Linked DNA regions of Homo sapiens: regions 1 and 3 are each linked to region 2. The links are chromatin loops, found by intact Hi-C in ENCODE. Cell type or tissue: adrenal gland. All regions are shown on one strand.

Region 1 (8,000 bases), 230 kb before region 2:
CTCTCTGAACCTGAGTTTCCTCACCTGTAAAATAGTAAAACTTCTTGATAGGTTGGTGAATGGGTACAAACTTAGGGAAGAAATACCTTCTAATGTTTGGTAGCAGACTAGGGTGGCTACAGTTAGCAACAATATATTGTGTATTTCAAAGTTGCTAGAAGAGAGAACTTGAAATGTTCCCAACACATAAAATTATAAATTCTCAAGGTGGTGAATACCTCAAATACCCTGGCTTGATAATTACACATTCTGTGTATATAAAACACATTCATATGCACCCCATAATATGCAAAATTTCATTTATCAATAAATGAAAAAAAGCCAGATGTGGCTCATGCGTGTAATCCCGGCACTTTGGGAGGCCAAGGCAAATGGATCACCTGAGGTCAGGAGTTCAAGACCAGTCTGGCCAACATGACAAAACCCCGTATCTACTAAAAATACAAAAAAATAGCTGGGCATGGTGGCGTGCCTGTAATTCCAGCTACTCTGGAGGCTGAGGCAGGAGAATTGGAACCTGAGAGGTGGAGTTTGCAGTGAGCTAAGATTGCACCATTGCACTCCAGCCTGGGTGACAGAGCGAGACTCCGTCTCAAAAAATAATATAAATAAATAAATGGGAAAAAAAGAGGGTAAGAATTCTTTCTTCACAGAATTATTGTAAAGATCATACTAAATGGGCCAGGCGCAGTGGCTCATACCTGTAATCCCAGCACTTTGGGAGGCCGAGGTGGGCAGATCATGAGGTCAGGAAATCAAGACCATCCTGGCTAACATGGTGAAACCCCGTCTCTACTAAAAATACAAAAAATTAGCCAGGCGTGGTGGCGGGCACCTGTAGTCCCAGCTATTCGGGAGGCTAAGGCAGTAGAATGGCGTGAACCCGGGAGGCGGAGCTTGCAGTGAGCTGAGATCGAGCCACTGCACTCCAGCCTGGGCAACAGAGCAAGACTCTGTCTCAAAAAAAAAAAAAAAAACATACTAAATGATCCATGAAAGATGCCTAGAGTCATACTTGGCCCTGGTGAAGTTTTCATTAAATTGCAGACTTAGTCCTAAGGTAGAGTTTTTGGCTTGGCGGAATTTTCAACTTGCACCTTGCAGCCTGTGTGATTTGTAAGGTTGGATTGTCTCACATCATCACCTGCTAGAGACATCACTGGGAGCAATCTCTCCCTCTCTCTATAAATAAAAGGGATCCTGTTTGCCACCCTATCCTGAAGCAATAGCTGGACAAAAAGCAAATCTGAAAAGTCAAATGGAAAAAGCCTGACTTCAATTTCAGGTTCCGTGTTGTACACGAGCATGATTTTGGAGGACCTGGGCAACCCTCAGAGAGAGAGAAAAGTCATGCTTTTGTTCTTACTCATAAGTGGGAGTTGAACAATGAGAACACAAGGACATAGGGAGGAGAACATCACACACCGGGGCCTTTTGGGGGATGGGGGACGAGGAGGGAGAGCGTTAGGACAAATACCTAATGCATGCAGGGCTTAAAACCTAGATGACGGGTTGATAGGTGCAGCAAACCACCATGGCACACATATACCTATGTAACAAACCTGCACATTCTGCACATGTATCCCAGAACTTAAAATAAAACAAGCAAAAAAGAAAAGTCATGCTTTATCCTGCTGATCCCAGCTCCACTCCACTTCCACGGGCTGCCAGTTGGGGGAGAAATGCTGCCAGGGACACAGCCTCAGAGTTCATGCTCTTCAGTATAGAGTCCAGATAAAAGTGAGATGTAGGCCGGGCGCGGTGGCTCAAGCCTGTTATCCCAGCACTTTGGGAGGCCAATGTGGGAGGATCATTTGCGGTCAGGAGTTCAAGACCAGCCTGGCCAACATGGTGAAACCCCATCTCTACCAAAAATACAAAAATTAGCCGGGCGTGGTGGTGCACAGCTGTAATCCCAGCTACTCAGGAGGCTGAGGCACAAGAATCGCTTAAACCGAGCAGGTCGAGGTTGCAATGAGCCGAGATCATGCCGCTGCACTCCAGCCTGGGCAACAGAGGGAGACTCCGTCTCAAAAAAAAAAAAAAAAAAAAAAAAAAGTGAGATGTAGTGTGTGCCCTTGCCCTTGCTTGCTGTGAAACCCTCATGTGTGGCCAGGTGCAGTGGCTCACACCTGTAATCCCAGCACTTTGGGAGGCCGAGGTAGGAGGATCACTTGAGCCAGGAGTTTGAGACCAGCCTGGGCAACATAGTGAGACCCATTCTCATGTTATTTAAAACAAATAATTATTTTAAAAAAAAAATTTTTTTAATTTTAGACTCATCTAAACTAAGGGAGCTGGGAGTAGGTGGCCATACCTTGGCCCTATGTGAGTGACTGTGATGGAAATATCAGTAGGTAACCAAGCTTATGGGTCTGTGCATCAGTGATCCACACACAACACACATCTTGGCTGTCGGCTGCAGCAGCCATGTGTCCCCTGAATGGGGAAGGGCAAAAGGAGCTATGGCTATGTGCCTGGGAGGTGGTCTTCCCAACGGGATGATGATGCTGTGTTTCCTGTCTGAGCCTTCTAGATGCTAAGTAAATGTGCTCTTAGATTAAAGCCTGTTGCATCTCAGGTGACTGCCAGTTCAAACCCACTTCTGCTGCTCAACCAATGCATGCGCCGGGCAAACGGTGGTGCTGCTGATATTGGAAGCAGGCAGTGGATCCCAGCTTCAACCAGGGAGGCCTTCCAGACTGTGCTGTTTCTTACATGGCAGTGTGGTACAGTGGCCCCAAGCAGGTGTCAGCAGGAATTTGCTTTTCTAACACTAGTTACTGATAAACAGACTGATGAATCACTCTGACAGTTTTGTGAATTTTAACCCTCTGTTAAAATCACAAGGGACAACGCTAAGTTTTAATATCTAAACTGGAATTTTAGGGGGCAAGATCAGCCCCTTAGATTGAAAGAGACCTATGGAGTTGGGTGATGTCAGGTGCCTCGGAGTCTTGGGGACAGCACCGATCTCTGTCCCCACATGGGCACACACTCTTGTCAGGCCTATCTGGCATTCAGTGATGACTTCTGTGTTGACAGGAAAATATTGATGGGATGAATGGAAAGGGTATAAAACATGGAAGAAGAAACTATTCTTTCATCAGTGATTAAAGGCAGCGGAAATAAAGCCAAGTAAAGTTCAGTGTACAAATTAATAAGGCAATCAGTCTCTATTGATTACTAGATGCCTGGTTGAAGTGGATCTTGAATTGGTTTCCCATGGGAAGGATTTGGAGATTTTAAGTGGCTGAGTGGTAATGATTAAAATCCAACTTTATTCTAAAGCTACCATACATAGTAAAGCCTTAATTAACTAAGACTCAGTTAGTTAAACCTGCTTCCCCATCATTTCCAAGGCTCAAGCTACTGAAACGTTTCAGTAGGACCAGGACTTAGAGACAGGAACACTGGGACCATCTCCTATATCTAAACACCTGGGTAGTGAGAACCCAGGAAGAAGGATGATATCAGGGAAGAATTTTGTGGAAAGCCTGACTTCAGAACCAAGCTCAATGTGGGAAGCTGAAATTGCAGTGACCCATGAGTACACCACTGCACTCCAGACTGGGTGTCAGAGCAAGACCCCATCTCAAAAAAAGAAAAAACAGGCTCAAGCAAAATGGGAGATCTCAGAGGATCGAGATGGTGATAGCCAACTGTCCTAAACATTTTAGATACATTAGCTCAGTAAATATCCCTCCACTCACGTGAGGCCCCACTTCATAGATGGGTAAACTAAGGAGGGAGTAGGCAAGGGGGCCAGGTAACTCTCCCAAGGTCACATAAGTTGTGAGGGATAGAGCCAGGCTTTGAACCTGAGAAGTTTGGCTTTATAGTCTAAGAATTTATCCCCCAGGCTCTTCACCACTCCTGGTAATTTGCTCATCATCACATAACTTATAAATGGCAGCTCTAAGGTATGTGTTTATAGGTGGAAAGTTACATACCACATGGTTAACCTTGATTAACCCCAGGGCATGGAATTGGGGGAATGGAATTGATGAGACTTTGCCCTTTATGTTATATACATGTATTTTGTTTTTACAAACATGGGTTATTTTTGTGTCTTTTTTACTAAAAATAAAGTTAAAAGAAATTAAGTACATGTGCACACATGCACGCATGCATACACACACAGCCAAAATGCTACTCTCTAACAAGAGCTGTATTTGAAAACAGATAGATCAAGCCAAGCTTTTGGGAAATAAAATTTATTTTAGCCCAAAGGTTCTAGAAAGACTCAGAGAAAAGTTCAGAGGGCAAATCATCCCTTGGGTGGGTCTGGGGCTACAAGACCCTGGGCTTGGTGCTCCTCCAACTGAGCCTCAGAATGCATAGAATGAGACTATGCCAGGCTCATCTGAACTCCATGTTGTCTGGTTCCCCAGTGGGAAATTTGTCATGTCCAGACCCAGGGGAGTGTGGCCGTGATCTGTACTAAAGGCTGAAGTTCCACCATAAGTTTTATCCATGTTTCTAGCCCATTACATTTTTACAGAGAACGCTAATGGACATAGCAGCAAACTGAAGGTGGACATAAATCCAGCCACCATGTGGGAAGGGAAAAAAGGGAGTAACTCAAACCTGCTGGGCCTCTTCCCAATAGTTAGAAGACTCTAAAATAAGCCAAGCCCTGTGTGGGGCATTGGGGAAAGGAACTGTATTATCTATTTGCTGCATGACAAAATACCCCAAAACTTAGAAGCTTAAGACAACAAACATTTATTATCTTACAGTACCTGTGGGTCATAAATCTGGGCTTAGTTTAACTGGGTGCCTCTGTCTTAAGACCTCTGCTAAGGCTACAAGGAGTTCAGCTGTGGTCTCATCTGAAGGTTCAACTAAGAGTGGATCCACATTGAGGCTCCCTCTTGTGGTTGGTGGCAGGATTCAGTTCCTCACCTGCTATGGGTCTAAGGGCCTCAGTTCCTCACTGGCTGCTGACCACAGACTTCTCTCATTTCTCTGCCATGTGGGCCTCTCTAGGGGGCCTCTGATAAAGCCAGGACATGACAGCAGCTTTCTCAGAGCAAGCATACAAGAATAGAGAGAGTTTACTGGGAGGTAACCTAATCTGAGAAGTGACACTCCGTCACTTTTGTCACATTCAGTTCTTCAGAAGTGAGTCACTAAGTCCAGCCCACACTCAAGGGGAGGGGATTACACAGAGTGGGAATACCCAAAGGTGGGATCACTGGGGACCATCTCAGAGGCTGCCCACAAGAGAGATGCAAAGGACACATCCTTGCCCTGAAGAGGCACTGAATCTGGAAGGAAGTGGGCAAGCCCGCCAGCATTGTGATGCAGAGATCGTGTTCTCATACCCACAGCTGATGTCCATTGAGCACCAACTTCCATCCAGGTGCTCTTCTAAACAAAGCCGTTCAATCTATTATCCACCTAAATGTGCAAACTAAGATTTATTTCTGAGGCATTTGGGGGATTCAGGAAGAGGAGAGGGCTGAGGGTGATGCCTAGCTTTCTGGCTTGGAGGACTGTGTCTTCTGACAAGACATAGTTCTTGAAGACTCACCACCATGCCCTCCACCAAGGTAAATTCTCCTGATGACCACATCTTTGCTCTAACACAGTGTTCTCCAAAGTATGGCGAGTTAGGATACCAGTGGTATGTGGCAGGTTTTTGTTGTTGTTGTTTTAGAGACAGGTCTCGCCATGTTGCCCACTGGAGTGCAGTGGCTATTCACAGGCATGAGCATAGTGCACCACGGCCTCGAACTGCTTGGGCTCAAACAGTCTTTCTACCTCAGCCTCCCAAGGAGCTAGGACTACAGGTGTGCACCACTGTTCCTGGCGCAGAGAGGTTTTAAGAGAAAAGCATTTTGAAGTTTATCCTATTGACATGTATGTAGCAGGATGCCACTTCCAGGGATTAGTCCTTTCCTCCACCCCCACTTCCTAAATGATTTTATTTGTACCCTGAGGGCCTTTTCCCCACTTCCCCCACAGACCTGCGTGAGTAGACCTCAGGCACCAACTGCACAACTAACTATTGGAGAAGCAAAGATTAAGCTCCAGCACAGCCACTAGGCAAAACCTGGGACACAGGGATTCTAATGTGAACTTGCAGAGTAAGATTCTCTGCTTCTGAGAAAACAGCTGTGTGGGCTGTGAAGATGGGAGAGGAGGTTTGAGACTCCAGTTACCTCAGCAGGAGAGCAGCCAGTCCCTGTCACTCCACCTTCATCTGCAGTGAGTGATGTTCCAGCAGTGCTGGCCTGGGCTGGGCTGTGCCCTGCGGCTCCAATGCCCTCCTGACAACCCAGGAAGCTGTCTTACTCCATTTTGTGCTGCTATAACAGAACACCACAGACTGGGTAACGTAATTAACAGAAATGTATTGGCTCACAGTTCTGAGGCTGGGAGGTCCAAGAGCTAAAGGCCAGCATCTGGCAAGGGCCTTCTTGCTGCATGATAGCACAGCAGAAGGCGCCACATGGTAGAACAGTAAAGAGAGGATGAGAACGAGAGAGAAGTAAACATGGGTCAAACTCGTCCTTTTATAAGGAACCCACTCCCGAGAAGACAAACCCACTCTGGTGATAACAGGATTAATCCACAGAGTCCTCTTGCCCTAATCACCTCTTAAAAGTCCCACCTCTTGATACTGTTACAATAGGAATACACTTCATCATGAGTTGTTTGGGAGGGAACAGACATCTAAACCACAGCTGAGCCCTTCTTACAGCAAGATAAGAGAGGAAGATGCCACTTCAGGGAGGATCGATGTCATTACAAGACCTCACAAAACCTGTTTGAAGTCACCCTCCAAGCTAGTCCAGTTGTTGAACCACACCATCATGCCCTGTTTTGTGTATTCTGGGAGAAAAATGTATCTTGCATTTGAAAACCAGGGACATGAAGGATATTATTCTCGGTTGAGGCTAAGTTAATAATTTGTGCGTAGTTAAATACAATATTAAGTAATAATGTAAGTGGGAAGCAGGAATAGCAAATGTCACAAAGATGGTGATCTTGGGGGCTGAAGTTTGCAAAACACCAACAATAGCTTTGCCTGTGGTTTCAGCCTTTGTCCTGTCCCTCTTTAACTAAAGGCAGGAAGACTTGTCCCCCATAAAACCAGGTTCCTTTTCGTCTACTATATGGAGTTCAAAACAATTTCAGTCAGTCCTGAGAAACTGAAGACAAAGGATGTTTTCCACCTTTTTGAAACTATAGTGGGTTGAATGGTGGCCCTAAACAAGCTATGTCCACGTTCTAAACCCCAGAACCTATGAATGGGAAACTTGGAAACATTTGAGAAAGGGGTCTTTGCAGATCTAATTAAGTTAAGGGTCTTGACAGTCGTCCTGGATTTAGGGCGGGTCCTAAATCTAATGACTGGTGTCCTTCTTTTTTCTTTTCTTTTCTTTCTTTTTTTTTTGAGACAAGGTTTCTCTCTGTCACCCAGGCTGGAGTTCAGTGGTGTGATCATAGCTCAGTGCAGCCTCAACCTCCTGGACTCAAGCTATCCTCCCATCTCAGTCTCCTGAGTAGCTGGGATACAGGCGTGTGACGCCATGCCTGGCTAATTTTGTCTGTTTTTAGCAGAGACGGGGTTTCACCATGTTGCCCAGGCTGGTCTCAAACTCCCGAGTTCAAGCAATCCTCCCACCTTGGCCTCCCAAAGTGCTGGGATTATAGGCATGAGCCACCGTGCTCTGCCCCTGATGTCTTTATAAGAGAAAGGAGAGGGAGATTTGAGAACCACAGTGAAGATGGCCTATGAAGGCAGAGATCAGAGTGATGCTGCCACATGAAGGAGCACCCGGGATCACCAGAAACTGGAAGAGGCAAGGAAGAACCCTCCCCTTGAGCCTTTGGAGGCGTGAGTCCCTGCTGACACCTTGATTGCGGACTTCTGGTTTACAGAACTGAAATAATCCATTTCCACTGTTTTAATCCCCCAGTTTGTGGTCATTTGTTACCAAAGCAAACTCATCCAGAACCCAAGGGATATAGGCTCAGAAATGTGC
Region 2 (8,000 bases):
GGGGAACGTGGGCAGGAGAGTTATTGTCCCATTCTACAGATGGGGAAATGAGGCTCGGATCAGCTCCCCCCAAACCATGCAGCAATTGCGGGCCAGGCTAGGACTGGAACCTGGGCCCCTGTGCTGCCCCACTGCGCCCCCCACAAGCCGTGTAGATGAAGCCCCCTCCCCAGGAAGCATCCTTCTGCCAGGGGTCTCAGAGAAGAGGGGGCTGGGACCTCAGGCTCTGGGCACACTTGCTTCCCCTGTACAGTGTCCATGCTCTCTGTTAGGGCCACTTCCTTCTGGACAGTCACCTCCTGTCTTTGGCCCAATCCCCGCCACTGTTCCTCTGCACAGTAGACTCGGGGGTCCTGTCAGAACAGCAAGTGGATCTTGGCACTTTCTTTTTTTTTTTTTTTTCCAAGACGGAGTCTTGCCGAGATTGCGCCACTGCACTCCAGCCTGGGTGACAGAGCAAGACTCCATCTCAAGAAAAAAAAAAAAAAGAAGAATGTGTCTGGCATCTGTTTCCTTCACTAAAATGTGGGCTTCTTGGGGTAAGTAAGCACCTCATCTGCCTTGCTCAGTTTTGTGTGCCTGGCATATATTAGGTGCTCAATAAATGCACGTTAAAGAATGAGGGCGGGCCGGGCACAGTGGCTCACGCCTGTAATTCCAGCATATTGGGAGGCCAAGATAGGAGGATCACTTGAGGTTAGGCGTTCGAGACCAGCCTGGCCAACATGGTGAAACCCCATCTCTACCAAAATACACAAATTTAGCCAGGCGTGATGGTGCATGGCTGTAGTCCCAGCTACTCAGGAGGCTGAGGCAGGAGAATCGCTTGAACCTGGGAGGTGGCGGTTGCAGTGAGCTGAGATCGCCCCACTGCACTCCAGTCTGGGTGACAAGAACAAGACTGTTTCTAAAAAAGAAAAAAAAAATGCTGCTTGACACACAGACACTCCACACACCCGACACACACATCTCCCACACAAATACACGCAGGTGGAAGCACACACAACCACATTCTCCCATCACATCCACACCCTGAGGCTTTCTCAATCTGGAGATAGCCCTTCCTCCTCCACCAGGCAGACCTCCAGGCTCTGAGGGAACGGGACGCAGGGATGGATAGATGGACAGACGGCAGCTGCTGGGGAAGAAATGGCCCTGAAACACCCTCTTCCCTTCAGCTGGGGGTCCTCCATCAGTTCCTGGGAACGAGAATTCCTCCCCCTACTTTTCTCTCCCTGAGTAAGCAATGTGGCTGGAGTAGGGAGGGTGGTGCCTACAGCAGCCCCTATACCTCATTCACCCCCATCCTGCCCGACCCATCCACTCCCCACCACAAGCTGGCAGGTAAGGCAGTCTGGGAGGTTAGCAGAACCGGAAATTCAACCCAGAGAGGTTAGGGGATGCCCCAGTATGACCCAGCAAGTCCCCACCCTAGGACTCCAGGGTCCACATGCAGATGAGATATATGGGACCCCACTGCTGAGCCAGAGTGAGGAAGGCAGGGTTCTGGGGGCAGCCAGCCCCTCCCCAGGCAGGAACAAGCCACTGCCCCATCTCCAGGCCCCTCTGTAATCCAGGCCCCTCTGTAACCCAACCCCCCACACGGATTGTGCAATAATTACAGGTACAGCTCATTCCTCCAATTCCTTCTTCCTTATTATCTCATCGCCTCTGCTCAAGCTGGGCCCTTCTGGGAAAAGAAGATGAGTAGGAAGGAAAAAATGTCCCATCTCCTTTTCCCATAAACAGCCCTGGCCACAGAGTCTTCCTCATTGCACAAAAGAAAGCGTAGCCCAGAGACGGGAGTCCGGTGCCCTAAATCACATAGCAGGAAAGGCCCCACACGGGACTCCCCAGGTCCCCAGCTGCCAAAACTCCAGGCTCATTGCATTCCTGGGTGGCCTGCCCCCTGCCCTGGCCTTTGTGACTCTGCTAATTGAGTTGATTGTCATGGTTCTTGTTAATATGTTAATATTAATTGCCAACTTACTGCAAGCTTTCCATGTGCCAAGTATGGAGGTAAGTGCTTCACGTGGATAACTTTCTTTTTTTTTTTTTTTTTGAGACAGAGTCTCACTGTCACCCAGGCTGGAGTGGAGTGGTGCAATCTCGGCTCACTGCAGTCTCCGCCTCCTGGGTTTAAGCGATTCTCCTGCCTCAGCCTCCCAAGTAGATGGGATTACAGGTGCATGCCACCACACCCGGCTAATTTTTGTACTTTTAGTAGAAATGGGGTTTCACCATGTTGATCAGGCTGATCTCGAACTCCTGACCTCAAGTGATCTTCATGCCTGGGCCTCCCAAAGTGTTGGATTACAAGGCTGAGCCACTGCGCCCGACCCATGGATTTCTTTCATTCTTCAGTCATTTAAGCAATCTTTTTTTCTTGTTCTTTTCTTTTTTCTTTGAGACTGAGTTTTGCTCTGTTGCCCAGGCCAGAGTGCAATCTCAGCTCACTGCAACCTCCTCCTTCTCCTGCCTCAGCCTCCCAAGTAGCTGGGATTACAGCTGTGCACCACCACACCCAGGTGATCTTTGTATTTTTGTAGAGACAGGGTTTCGCCATGTTGGCCAGGCTGGTCTCGAACTCCTGACCTCAGGTGATCTGTCTGCCTCGACCTCCCAAAGTGCTGGGATTACAGGGGTGAGCCACCGTGCCCAGCTCATAACACTCTCAGCAGAAGGTATTATTTTTGCAGGGGAGGAAACTGAGGCTCACCGAGGAGAAGACACCTGTTCAGAGTCATACAGCTCGGAGAGAGCCCACAGTTTGACCAACTTCATCCTCCTCTGTGCCAGGCCTTATTTGGAGGATGAAGAGGTGTTTTTTTTTTGTTTTGTTTTGTTTTTTTATTGAGACGGAGTCTCGCTCTGTCGCCCAGGCTGGAGTGCAGTGGCGCGATCTCGGCTCACTGCAAGCTCCGCCTCCCGGGTTCACGCCATTCTCCTGGCTCAGCCTCCCGAGTAGCTGGGACTACAGGCGCCCGCCACCACGCCCGGCTAATTTTTTCTATTTTTTAGTAGAGACGGGGTTTCACCTGGTTAGCCAGGATGGTCTCGATCTCCTGACCTCGTGATCCGCCCGCCTCGGCCTTCCAAAGTGCTGGGATTACAAGCGTGAGACACCGCGCCCGGCCTGGGGGATGAAGAGGTTTAAAAAAAAACACAAAAATCCAGTCTTCCAGAAGCCCTGACCCATGCAGCTTCCTGGTGGGGCACTGTGCCCTGGGTGCTGAGGGCCTGGGGTCTAGTTCAGCTCTCCCGCAGCCGTGCTGTGTGACCTCGGCTGGCTTTGCCACCTTTTCCGGCCGGGCCTGTGGGTTATGGGGTGGGAGAGAGGAGTCCTCGCCCCATGGCAGGGTTTGGGGCACAGAACCTGAAGAGGGAGAAATTGAGGCGGACTCATGGAAGCCCGGTGCTGCCCCCTGGTGGCGATGGCCGGGAAGGGCAGCGCCAGAGAGCATCCCCCCATCAGCTCCCTCATCCATTCACCCTCAAGGCTTCCCCAGTTCAGACATCACGCCTGGGGTCCCGACGTGTGTTAGGGGGACCATCGCTTCAAAATCCCCAGGGAAGGAGGCGGTCCCTAACCCTTCCCAAAATGTGTAACTTCAAGTCTGTACAGGAAGCCCAGGCCTGGAGCAGTGGCTCACGCCTGTAATCCCAGCACTTTGAGAGGCTGAGGCGGGCAGATCACCTGAGGTTGGGAGTTTGAGACCAGCCTGACCAACATGGAGAAACCCCATCTCTACTAAAAATACAAAATGGGCCCAGTGTGGTGACACATGCCTGTAATCCCAGCTACTTGGGAGGCTGAGGGAGGAGAATTGCTTGAACCCGGGAAGCAGAGGTTGCCACGAGCCGAGATCATGCCATTGCGCTCCAGCCTGGGCAACAAGAGCAAAACTCCGCCTCAAAAAAAAAAAAGGATCTGGGGTAGCATCAGATTGGTGTCCCACAGCTGCATCTAATCCTGACTTTGCCCTTCCTGGCTGTATCCTTGTGTAAAGCCCTTGGCCTGCCATTGGCGCAGAGGATGAGGTCTATAATTGGGAGTTCCTCTTCTGAGCCATTGAAGCCATTTGCATTTTACAATAATAATGCTGGCTTCATTATGAAGGGAAAATGAAGCAGGCAAAAAAAAAGAATGCTGGCTTCATGGACCACATCAAGAGCAGACCCCTCACCTGGGTTATGTCATCTGATTTCACAACAACCCTATGAGCTTCTTATTACCCCTATTTTACAGATGAGGCAGGGAGGGGATGGAGGTTTAAAGAAAGGTGGGGGCCAGGCATGGTGGCTCACACCTGCGATCCCAGCACTTTGGGAGGCCGAGGCAAGAGGATCACATGAGGCCAGGAGTTCAAGACCAACCTGGGCAATATAGTGAGACCCCATCTCTACTAAAAATAAGAAAAAATTAGCCAGGCATGGTGGTAAGCACCTGTAGTCCCAGCTACTCCAGAGGCTAAGGTGAGGAGGAAGACTTGAGCCCAGGAATTTGAGGGTACAGTGAGCTATGATTACGCCACTGCACTCTGGCCTGGGCCACAGAGCAAGACCCTGTCTCAAGGCAAAAAGAAAAAAGTGGGACCTTGCCCAAGCTCATAAAGCTGAATAAGCAGGAGGCAGACTGGACTTTTGAGCAGGTAAACACACACACATTTACACCATGAATATGTGTGGACATATGAACCTATACATACCTACATTTCTTCTTTCTTTTTTTAGATGGAGTTTCACTCTTCTTGCCCAGGCTGGAGTGCAGTGGCGCGATCTGGGCTCACTGCAAACTCTGCCTCCAGGTTCAAGTGATTCTTCTGCCTTAGCCTCCTGAGTAGCTGGGATTACAGACACGTGCCACCACGCCCGGCTAATTTTTGTATTTTTAGTAGAGACAGGGTTTCACCATGTTGGCCTGGCTGGTCTCAAACTCCTGAGCTCAAGTGATCTGCCTGCCTCGGCCTCCCAAAGTGCTGGGATTACAGGCGTGAGCCACCGTGCCCAGCCACATTCCTAAGAGGACATGAACATGCTACAATTAGATCTTCACATACATCTGGTTAGCTCCCTCAGGATAAATTCCTCCAAACAGAATGGCTGGGCTCTAACAGGACTATATTTCAGACCCTTGATCAGTTTCCCCACCCAGCCGTCAGCAATCTCCCACCCACCCACCATGTGGGGCCGTGGAAACATGGAGCAGGGCCATCTCCAAAGGCTGTTCAAGCCATGCCCACGGGAAGCCCCTGCCCTCCTCCTGCAGGAAGTGAGGATGAGGCCACAGTGAAGGCACACATCACAATGGCTGTTCTACTGGAGCCAGGCCCAGCAAGAGGTGGACAGGTGTGGCCCCAGCTCCTCACACCTCCTGGCAACCGGGCCTCCTCATGAGAATTCCTAGAAATAAGCACATGAGCACTCGGAGCTCAGAACACGGTGCTGCCCAGGCACTGTTGCTGGGACAGAGGCCCTCCAGAGCACCAGGATGGAATCATCCCCGGGTGAGGGCTCCCCTCATTCAGGGGCCAGGGCTGGCAGGGACCGGGAAGAAGTCTACTCTGGAGACCGCAGGAAGCAGAGAGGAGACGAGGGTCCCTGTGCTGAGCTGGGGGCTGCCCTCAGTCCTCACCACCCTTCCCCGAAATCCTACTGTCCCCACCAATCAGGGGGCCACGGAACCCAATAGAGACCATTGGGCAGTGGGGCTTTCAACGTGCTGTACTCTCCCTTAAAGTGTTGCAAGGAAGTCGCCAAATGAGACTAATGACTCCCCCACATCAGGTATGACGCTCCTGCCCGTGGCCAGAGACAACCGAGGCTGAGCGTGGAGGCAGCAGGAGGCAGAGGCTGTCCTGGCCCTGGGGCTGCCTGGCCATGTTGGTGTGGAATTGGGAAAGTTACCGAATCTTTCAGAATCTGTTTTCCAAGTGATTCTCCTGCCTCGGCATCCCGAGTAGCTGGGATTACAGGCGTGCGCCACTGTGCCCGGCTAATTTTTGTATTTGTAGTTGAGATGGGGTTTCACCATGTTGGCCAGACTGGTCTCGAACTCCTGATCTCGGGTGCTCTGCTGCCTTGGCCTCCCAAAGTGTTGGGATTACAGGTGTGAGCCACTGCATCCGGGCCTAAGTTTTGAGCTAAGTCCCTGGCATACAGTGAGCCCACTGATCTGAGGGTGCTTTTCTTTCTCTCTCCTAAAGATCCTTATCCTGCTGGTCCCCCTCCTCCCTATGGTCCTCCTCACCAGATGTACTTTGAAGGCCCCCAAGTTGTTCAGGTAGGTGAGTGCCCCTGCCGGCCTTCCCTTGTCGCTTTCTGTCCCCTGCTCGGAGCTGCCCAGAATATTCTCTTTCCTGACCTCTGACCAAGACTCTGCCCAAACAGCACATCCTCTGGCAAGTTCTCCTCCCCTGACCCCGTAGCTGTGGGACCCCGCAGCTGGCCAGCTGCCCCTGCTCCCATGCTGGCTGTGTTGCCAGTGGCCACCGAAGCATCTCTCTCCAGAGGGAAATCACTGGTGGATGGGGCCTGTATACAGTAGGCACTCAGGAAATTTTTATGGAGTAGACTCCCGTTCTCTACTCTGCAAACACACCACCCCTCAGGCCACAGAGGAGGGGAAGGCCGAGCCCCCCAGGTGGGGCCTGGGTTTTGGGAATTTAAACAAATTTTCCAAGGAATTCTCAGGCAGTCTCCAGATTCAGAACTGCTGGGTTGGATAGATTCCTGGAGGGCACAGTGAAGATGACGTCACCATTGAAAAGCACCCTTTAGGTCAGGTGCGGTGGCTCAGGCCTGTAATCCCAGAACTTTGGGAGGCCAAGGCAGGTGGATCGCATGAGGTCAGGAGTTCAAGACCAGCTTGGCCAACATGGCAAAACCCCATCTCTACTAAAAATACAAAAATAAGCCGGGTGTGATGGCACATGTCTATAGTCCCAGCTACTCAGGAGGCTGAGGCAGGAGAATCGCTTGAACCCGGGAGGCGGAGGTTGCAGTGAGCTGAGATCGCACCACTGCACTCCAGCCTGGACGACAGAGTGAGACTCCGTCTCCAAAATAAAAAGAAAAAAGAAAAAAGCACCCTTAGAGCCCACTGGAAACCCCACTTCCAGCTAAGAACACTTCTTTCCTTAGTTTCCTCCAAACCGGGGTGGGGGAGCCACACCACACCCCCACATATCAGGTCCCCAGTCTCCAGATCCCAGCATCTCCCCATCTCAGGTGAGCACCGACAGCCCATGGGAATTGAGAAGCCACAGGGGTCCTGGCCCCGGGGGGTCCCACCTGCTTCCCGCTTCCCACTCCCACAGCTGTATGCCGGCATGTCCGTGGTGGGGACGTCCATGCCGGTGCAGGCCGTGTGTCCCTACTGTGGAAACCGCATCATCACGGTGACGACCTTTGTCCCGGGTGCCCTCACCTGGCTGCTGTGTACCACCCTCTTCCTGTTCGGGTGAGTGGCCGCCCCTCCGCCGCTGCAGAGGCCTGAGCATTGGTAGGGGTGGGTCCGGGTGGGTCCCTGCAGGGTAGGGGGAGCTTTCGGGGAAAATAGCAGGACCAAGCATAGGGGAGGCCAGTTGGGTGGGGCCATTACCTCCTTGAGAGGAGGCGGCAGCCCTCTGACCCAGGGACCTCCCATGAGAACAGCAGGGAGTGGAGGGGTGAGTGATGCCTACAAAGCAGCCAGCTTAGGACACCCACGGCAGCTGCTGCTGTCACCAGCAGCCAAGAGCTTGCGGGTTCAGGATGGCTCTTACCTCTCAGCTGTGGAGTTTTGAAACACACAGAGGGGCCAGGCGCGGTGACTCATGCCTGTAATCCCAGCACTTTGGGAGGCCGAGGTGGGTGCGTCACTTGAGGTCAGGAGTTATAGACCAGCCTGACCAATGTGCTGAAACCCTGTCTCTAACTCTATTAAAAATACAAAATTAGCCGGGTGTGGTGGCACGTGCCTGTAATCCCAGCTACTCAGGAGACTGAGGCAGGGGAGG
Region 3 (8,000 bases), 89 kb before region 2:
AGCTACTTGGGAGGCTGAGGCACGAGAATCGCTTGAACTCAGGAGGCGGAGGTTGCAGTGAGCCAAGATCGTGCCACTGCACTCCAGCCTGGGTGACAGAGCGAGACTCCGTCTCAAAAAACAAAACAAAACCAAAAAAAAATTGTTAAAGAGTCACAGTTTTCTTTTCTTTTTTTTTTTTTTTTTGAGACAAGAGTCTCACTCTGTCGCCCAGGCTGGCGTGCAGTGGTGCAATCTTGGCTCGCAGCAACCTCCACCTCCCAAGTTCAAGTGATTGTCCTGCCTCAGTCTCCCCAGTGACTGGGATTACAGGCATGCACCACCAACCCCAGCTAATTTTTTGTCATTTCTAGTAGAGACGGGATTTCGCCATGTTGGACAGGCCGGTCTCGGACTCCTGAGCTCAGGTGATCCGCCTGCCTCGGCCTCCCAAAGTGCTGGGATTACAGGCATGAACCACTGTGCCGGCCTGTTTTCTATATTCTGTCCTTCCCCTGGGGAGGCAGTGGAATGACCCAGCTCTACTGTTTTCTAGACGGGTGATCGTGGGCAAGTCACTTCAGTTCTCTGAACCTTATTCTGCCAAAAAAGGATGATTATAGTATTGCTAGCTAACATTTATTGAGTGCTTGCCTGGACTGAGCACTATTTTAAGTGCTTTTCATGTAGTAAGTCATGTAATCCTCCCCACAATCCTGGGTAGGTGGTGTTATTATCTTCACTTCACAGAGGAAGAAACCGAGGCAGAGAAAGAGGTTATACAGCTGGGAATTGGCAGGGCTGGAATTCAAGCAGGCAAGAAGTTTGGCTTCAGAAGCCATATGCTTCACCCGAACACTCTACCACCTCTCTGGGGTTCTCCAACTCAAAGTGTTGCTGGCAGATTAAATGAAATCCTATAATAATTGCCCAGCACACAGTAGGCATTTAATACATGCTGGTGTCCTTTACTGCTTCTTCTCCATGAATAGCTGAGTGTGTCTCATATATAGTTCTAAAAGGCAATATTATATTTCTGTGAGAGTTAACTTCCCACTGGTAAATATTAAATCTACTTCACACCATAGGTGCAAGCCCAGCTGAATCTGAGAGTGTATTTCAACTGTTAATCAGTAAAATGAATGTTTGTGTCCTTAGAGTTGGTATGAACATGGCCATACCTAGACGGTACTGGCCTTGCCTGATGGGACTCTAATCAGGCAAGATTTTACAATTGAATGGCGCAGGATCAAAACAAGGCCATTAAAAGTTGGACTCTGCCCGGAGTTCAAAGGGACCCTGTTGCTTTCTATTTAGGAACTCACGAGTCTTGCAGTCATAAAGCAGCAACATAAAGCAAGCTCCCAACTCTAGTTCTCCAGGCAATTCATCCAGGCTGTCCCCTGCAAGCTGCTCAGCCCACCAGATCTGCTTTGGGGAGCGCATTAAACATGGTTATGCAATGATTGGGTGGCGGATGCCATAGACATCTGGCCCTATGACAAGGTAAGTCTCATTTTTGGTAACCAGCATAGGAAGGAGGACAACAGCTACCACTGGGCTGTGCTTCCCACGTGCACACTGGGAGCATCGTCACCAGGTCCCCAGTTGATGCAGACCTCATGTGTGGATGGTGGCCATATGAAAACTGACATGTGGCTGGGCACAGCAGCTCACGCCTGTAATCCCCACCCTTTGGGAGGCCAAGGTGGGCCGATCACTTGAGGCCAGGAGTTTGAAACCATCCTGGCCAACGTGGTGAAACCCTGTCCCTACTAAAAATACAAAAATTGGCTGAGCGTGGTGGCGTGCGCCTGTAACCCCAGCTACTCAGGAGGCTGAGGCAGAGAATCACTTGAACCCAGGAGGCAGAGGTTGCAGTGAGCTGAGATTGCACCACTGCACTGTAGACTGGGTGACAGAGCGAGGATCCATCTTAAAACAAACAAACAAACAAACAAACAAACAAACAGAAAAACAGGCCAGACCCAGTGGCTCACGCCTGTAATCCCAGAACTTTGGGAGGCTGAGGCAGGTGGATCATGAGGTCAGGAGTTCAAGACCAGCCTGGACAACATGGTGAAACCCCGTCTCTACTAAAAATACAAAAATTAGCCGGCGTGGTGGTGGGTGCCTGTAACCCCAGCTCCTTGGGAGGCTAAGGCAGGAGAATGGCTTGATCCCCGGGAGGCAGAGGTTGCAGTGAGCCGAGATCACACCTGTGCACTTCAGCCTGGGCGACAGAGCAAGACTCTGTCTCGAAAAACAAAAAAATAAAACGGACATGCTCCAGACCACCCTAGGCATCTAAATTATTTACATGGCCACAGCATGGCAGGGAGACGGGGGCAAAATCCAGACAAGAAGGAAAGCCACTTGACAAGGGACAAACATGGTTAAATCACAGCTGCTTTAACTGAGTTTTCAAAGACTGCATGTTTCCTTCCATCTACTCAGCTTCTGAGTCCAGAATTGGAATTCATGGTTGAGAAACTTTCCTTTGCCTAGAAAGCTGGTGGGAGGAGAAGGGAATGGAAGAACAGACTGTTTATTACAGCGTTTTTCTTCATTTGCTAGGATGAATGATGTGCTCATTATACCCCTCTCACCCTCAATCCTCTCCCGGGGGTAGCCACTCTTCACAATTTGCAATGTATGTATGTATGTATGTATTTGAGATGGAGTCTCACACTGTAGCCCAGGCTGGAGTGAGATGTTGCGATCTCCGCTCACTGCAATCTCTGCCTCCTGGGTTCAAGCAATTCTCCTGCCTCAGCCTCCTGAGTAGCTGAGATTACAGGCGTCTGACACCACCCCCAGCTAATTTTTGTATTTTGAGTAGAGATGGGGTTTCACCATGTTGACCAGGCTGGTCTCGAACTCCTGACCTCAAGTCATCCACCTGCCTCAGCATCCCAAAGTGCTGGGATTACAGCCACTGCACCTGGCCAACATGTACTTTTTAAAAACACAAATAAGATCACACAGAACTACACTGTTCTGTGACTTGCTTTTTTTTTTTCACTACCTACCTCGTGGTCTTTTCCACAGATACAGTACAATCTCACTCTTTTTAAAGGTTGCATGTATACTACAATATTAATCTACCAACATTTACTTAACCATGTGGCCTACTAATGGAAACTTAGATTATTCCCAGTTTTTACTTTTCTTATTTATTTATTGAGACAGGGTCTCACTCTGTCACCCAGGCTAGAGTGCAGTGGCACAGTGATGGCTCACTGCAGCCTTGAACTTCCGGGCTCAAACAATTCTCCTGCCTCAGCCTCCCAAGTAGCTAGGACTACAGGCATGTGCCACCATATCCAGCTAATGTTTTATTTTTTCTTTTGTAGAGATGGGGTTTCACTATGTTGACCGGGCTGGTTTCGAACTCCTGGTCTCAAGCGATCCTTCCACCTCAGCTTCCCAAAGTGCTGGGATTACTGGCATGAGCCATCATGCCCGGACTAGTTTTTTTGCTATTGGAAATATTTCAGTCAACATCCTTATATGTACACTTCAGTATTTCTGTTAGATTATTGCTATATTCTGAATGTTTATGTCACCCCCAAATTCATATGTTGAAACCTAATTTCCAATGTGATGATATCTGGAGATGGGAACTTTGGAAGTGGATTAGGTCATGAGGGTGGATCCCTCATGAATGGGATTAGTGCCCTATAAAAAATTTCAGAGAGCTCCCTCACCTCTTTTGCCATGGGAGACCACAGCAGGAATAAGCCTGTCTACCAACCAGGAAACAGGCCCTCCTAGACAATGAACCCGCTGACGCATTAATCTTGGATTTCCCAGCCTCCAGAACTGTAAAAATTAATGTTGCTTGAGCCATCCAGCCTACGGTATTTTTGTTACAGCAGCCCAAGTGAACTAAGACAATCATGTTATAATTGTTGTTAAAGGGGGCAACTGCCAATATATCTACCACCCAAATCTAAAGACAACTCCCATTTTCTGAGAAGCTGCTTTGCCATCTATTGTATGGCTTTGGGTGATTCTCAAAACTTGTAGTACTGTGGAATAACCTGGGAAGCATAAACAAACAGATGCCCAGGTTCTACCAGATTCAACAAGGGTTGGGCACACTTAATGTTTTTTTTGTTTTTTGAGACAGGATCCCGCTCTGTCACCCAGGCTGCAGTGCAGTGGCGCAGTCTCAGCTCACTGCAACCTCTGCCCCTCAGGCTCAAGTGATCTTCTCACCTCAGCCTCCCCAGTAGCTGGGAGTACAGGCATGTACCCTACACCCAGCTAATTTTTCACATTTTTAGTAGAGATGGGGTTTCACCATGTTGCCCAGGCTGGTCTTGAACTTCTGGTCTCAAGCGATCTGCCCACCTTGGCCTCCCAAAGAGTTGGGATTACAGGTGTGAGCCACTGCACCAGTCCTTTTATTGCTTCTGTTGTTGACTTTGGTTTTTTGGGGGCAGCTCTCAGGTACTACCCTACTGGTGCATGACAGAAGCCCTAACACATTTCCTGTTATCTGGTGGACATCTGTGATTTTAGCTTAGGGATACAGCGTTAGAATAATGCATTTGCTCTGTGTGCCCTCTGCTGGTACTGCATGAGCAGACCACACATGGAATGCCTGCATGGGTGAGAATCTGGTCTCACCTCCCAGGGCAAGCCCCTTGCAGACTTAACAGAGTGGTGATTCTCCAAAGGCAGCGATGGTCAACCATGTTAGAATCACCCAGGGAACCGTGAAAATAAAAATGCCTGGTCATGGGCTTCGACAATGGGGTTTTTAAAACACTCTCCAGGAGATTCTACACATAAAGCCAGTGTTAAGAACCTATTCTTTGGGCAGAAAATTGGCCCAGGAACACAAAGTCCACAGAACCATGTGTCACTCTGGTGTCTTCTGTTCTAGTAATGTATTTCAGAAATTCCCAGCCTGCCTGAATCTCAGAATTGGCTTCAAGCTGGTCAAAAAAACAGATCCTGGAAATCCACCCCAGACATAATCAGAATATCCTGGGGTGAGGCTCACTCAGGTCATTACTTACAACCCAACAGAGAGAATTTTTGGTTTTAATGAGGTTAAGGTCAAATCATTATGACTTCTTAAGACATTTTTTAGCCACAGGCTTTATCTCTTCATGGGGAAGGGAGTCACAGTCACTGAAGGAACTGACAGGCAGGTGAAGGCAAGGTACAGAAGGAATGAACAGCCACGTGTAACTGCTATGCACATGTCTCTTCTATATAATTGAATCTTCACTACACTTCTTGAGCATAAATAGTAAAACCCTGTTATACCGAGAGGATACTGAAGGGGAGGCGGTTAGTTCTCTTTGCAGGCATCTAGGGAGAAAGCCTTCCAGGCAGAGGGAACTGTCAATGCAAAGGCCTTAAGGCTGGAATATTCTCGATTACTGGAGAACAGCAAGGCAGTCGTGACCTGGGGGAATGATCTCCACAGAGGTGCGGATGAGGGAGGGAAGGGGAGGGTGGATTAGGCCATCAGCCTTCACAGCAGTGACGTGATTCTGTTTTTAAGCATCACTTTGACAGCTGCAAAAACGGACTCAAGTAAAGCAAGGATGGAAGCACAGGACAGAAGCATCGAAGTGAAGGGCCAGGCGTGGTGGCTCATACCTGTAATCCCAGCACTTTGGGAGGCCGAGGCAGGTGGATCCCTCGAGTTCAGGAGTTCGAGACCAGTCTGGCCAACATGGCAAAACCACATCTCTACTAAAAGCAGAAAAATTAGCTGGGCATGGTGGTGGGTGCCTGTAATCCCAGCTACTCAGGAGGCTGAGGCAGGAGAATCGCTTGAACCTGAGAGGCGGAGTCTGCAGTGAGCCAAGATCACACCACTGCAACCCAGTCTGGGTGACAGAGTAAGACTCCATCTCAAATTTAAAAAAAAGGAAAAGTAACCACTGTTGACAAGAATGTAGAGAAACAGGAACCCTTGTCTGTTGCTGGTGAGAATGTAAAATGGTACAGCTGCTGTGGAAAAGTGGCAGGTCCTCAAAAATAAACAGAATTACCACAGGATCCAGTTAATCCACTTCTCAGTACGTACCCAAAACAACTGAAAGCAGGGACTCAAACAGATACTCGTATACCAGTGTTCACAGCAATAGCCAAATGTTCATTCATCAGTAGTCAAAAGGTGACGACAACTCAAATGTCCATCAACAGATGGACAAACAAAATGTGGCACACACAGAGAATACACACTGCACCCGTAAATATATTTAACCATAAAAAAGAAATAGCACTGACATATGCTACAACACGGATGCACCTTGACAACACTACACCAAGTCAAAGAAGCCAGATACAGGCCAGCCGCACTGGCTCACGCCTATAATCCCAGCACTGTGGGAGGCCGAGGTGGGTGATCACTTGAGGTCAGAGATTCCAGGTCAGCCTGGACAACATGGTGAAACCCCATCTCTACTAAAAATACAAAAATTAGCCAGGCTTGGCGTCAGGCACCTATAATCCCAGCTACTTGGGAGGCTGAGGCAGAATCATTTGAGCTGGTGAGGCGGAAGTTGCAGTGAGTGGACATCGCGCCACTGCTCTCTGGCCTGGGAAACAGAGCGAGACTTCAACTCAAAAAAAAAAAAAAAAAAGAGCCAGATACAAAGGGTCACATATTGTATGATTCCATTTATATGAAATATCCAGAACAGGTGAATCCAGAGGGACAGAAAGCAGGTTAGTGGTTGCCAAGGGCTGGAAAAAGAAGGAAATTATTGCTCAATGGGTATATTAGTTCTGTTTGGGATAATGAAAATGTTCTGGAAATAGATGGTGGTGACGGTTGTACAACATTTTTTGTTTTGTTTGTTTTTGAGATAGTCTGGCTGTCTCCCAGGCTGGAGTGCATTGGTGCAATCTCGGCTCACTGCAACCTCTGCCTCCCGGGTTCAAGCTTCTCAAGTAGCTGGGAATACAAGTGCCCACCACCATGCCCAGCTAATTTTTGTATTTTCAGTAGAGACAGGGTTTTGCCATGTTGGCCAGGCTGGTCTTGAACTCCTGACTTCAAGTGATCCACACGCCTCAGCCTCCCAAAGTGCTGGGATTACAGGCATGAGACAGTGTGCCCAGCCTGTACAACATTGTTAATATACTTAATGTCCCTGAATTGCACACTTAAAAATGATTAAAAGGATAAATTTGTTAGGTGTATCTTGGTATGGTTAAGAAAAATGGAAGGCTACACAATAAAAAAAAATATTTTTTTTTTGAGACGGAGTCTCACTCTGTCGCCCAGGCTGGAGTGCAGTGGCGTGATCTCGGCTCACTGCAAACTCCGCCTCCCAGGTTCACACCATTGTCCTGCCTCAGCCTCCCGAGTAGCTGGGACTACAGGCACCTGCCACCACGCCCAGCTAATTTTTTTGTATTTTTTAGTGGAGACACGGTTTCACCCTGTTAGCGAGGATGGCCTCGATCTCCTGACCTCGTGATCCGCCACCTTGACCTCCCAACGTGCTGGGATTACAGGTGTGAGCCACCGCCCCCAGCGATAAAACATTCTTATTGACTTTCGAGTGGCAAAATAATAAAGATCATGCCTTCCTTCCTCTTTACTGTGTTACAAATTGTATAATGAACATATATTATTAATTATGTGGGGCAATGTATATAACTGGCTTAAGTTTATAAAATAACGTACCAGCATCCGGTGCATTTGGCTTTATTACACTGCAGGGCCATCCAAAGCAAGAGCCTCTAGACCTCTGGGTGGTGAACAAATCTCAACTGGGGTTTCGTGCCTACCTGGACGACATCTGCTCGTCAATGTGTAGTTAACATCCTGACAGACCCTTCTGCCGCTGGATATGTGAGGGGCACAGCACAGGGCTCTGGAAGTCCCTGCTGACTGCTCGAAGCCTTTCTCCCTGCTAAAACCTCTGACCAAATGCTTAATAATATCTGCTGTAGGCTGTTGAGTCTGCCACACGTTTGACATTTATTGTTTATTCCCACACCCATCCCATGAAACAAGCAGGACTTTCCATTTTACA

The links. A loop is a pair of places that touch in the nucleus more often than their neighbours do. Peaks named below come from ENCODE experiments on the same cell type or tissue, not always from the same donor. Only the 100,000 strongest peaks of a DNase experiment are listed, where the experiment ranks them.
Region 1: a loop joins it to region 2, with 2.9 times the contacts of the local background. A loop is called at or near these places in 101 of 110 quality-filtered maps.
Region 3: a loop joins it to region 2, with 3 times the contacts of the local background. A loop is called at or near these places in 50 of 110 quality-filtered maps.

The regions. Positions count from the first base shown.
Region 1 is chr16:8,650,427-8,658,426 of GRCh38, forward strand. It overlaps a transcript of METTL22 not described here. Among named protein-coding and RNA genes, the nearest start is that of ABAT, 20 kb to the right of the region's middle. In adrenal gland, CTCF peaks have their summits at 1,650 and 4,875 (motif pointing left); no DNase peak of the experiment used is centred here.
Region 2 is chr16:8,877,004-8,885,003 of GRCh38, forward strand. LITAFD (LITAF domain containing) reads left to right here and starts at 5,348. Exons shown (of 4, transcript NM_001395433.1): 1 at 5,348-5,507; 2 at 6,207-6,283; 3 at 7,320-7,462. The coding sequence starts at 7,353. RefSeq lists a silencer at 923-1,038 and enhancers at 3,148-3,437, 5,485-5,985. In adrenal gland, CTCF peaks have their summits at 3,428 (motif pointing left) and 3,632; DNase peaks (open chromatin) are centred at 3,408 and 7,968; H3K27ac peaks cover 615 bases.
Region 3 is chr16:8,787,527-8,795,526 of GRCh38, forward strand. TMEM186 (transmembrane protein 186) reads right to left here. Exons shown (of 2, transcript NM_015421.4): 2 at 7,654-8,000. Among named protein-coding and RNA genes, the nearest start is that of TMEM186, 6.1 kb to the right of the region's middle. RefSeq lists a silencer at 4,454-4,633. In adrenal gland, a CTCF peak has its summit at 4,567 (motif pointing left); no DNase peak of the experiment used is centred here.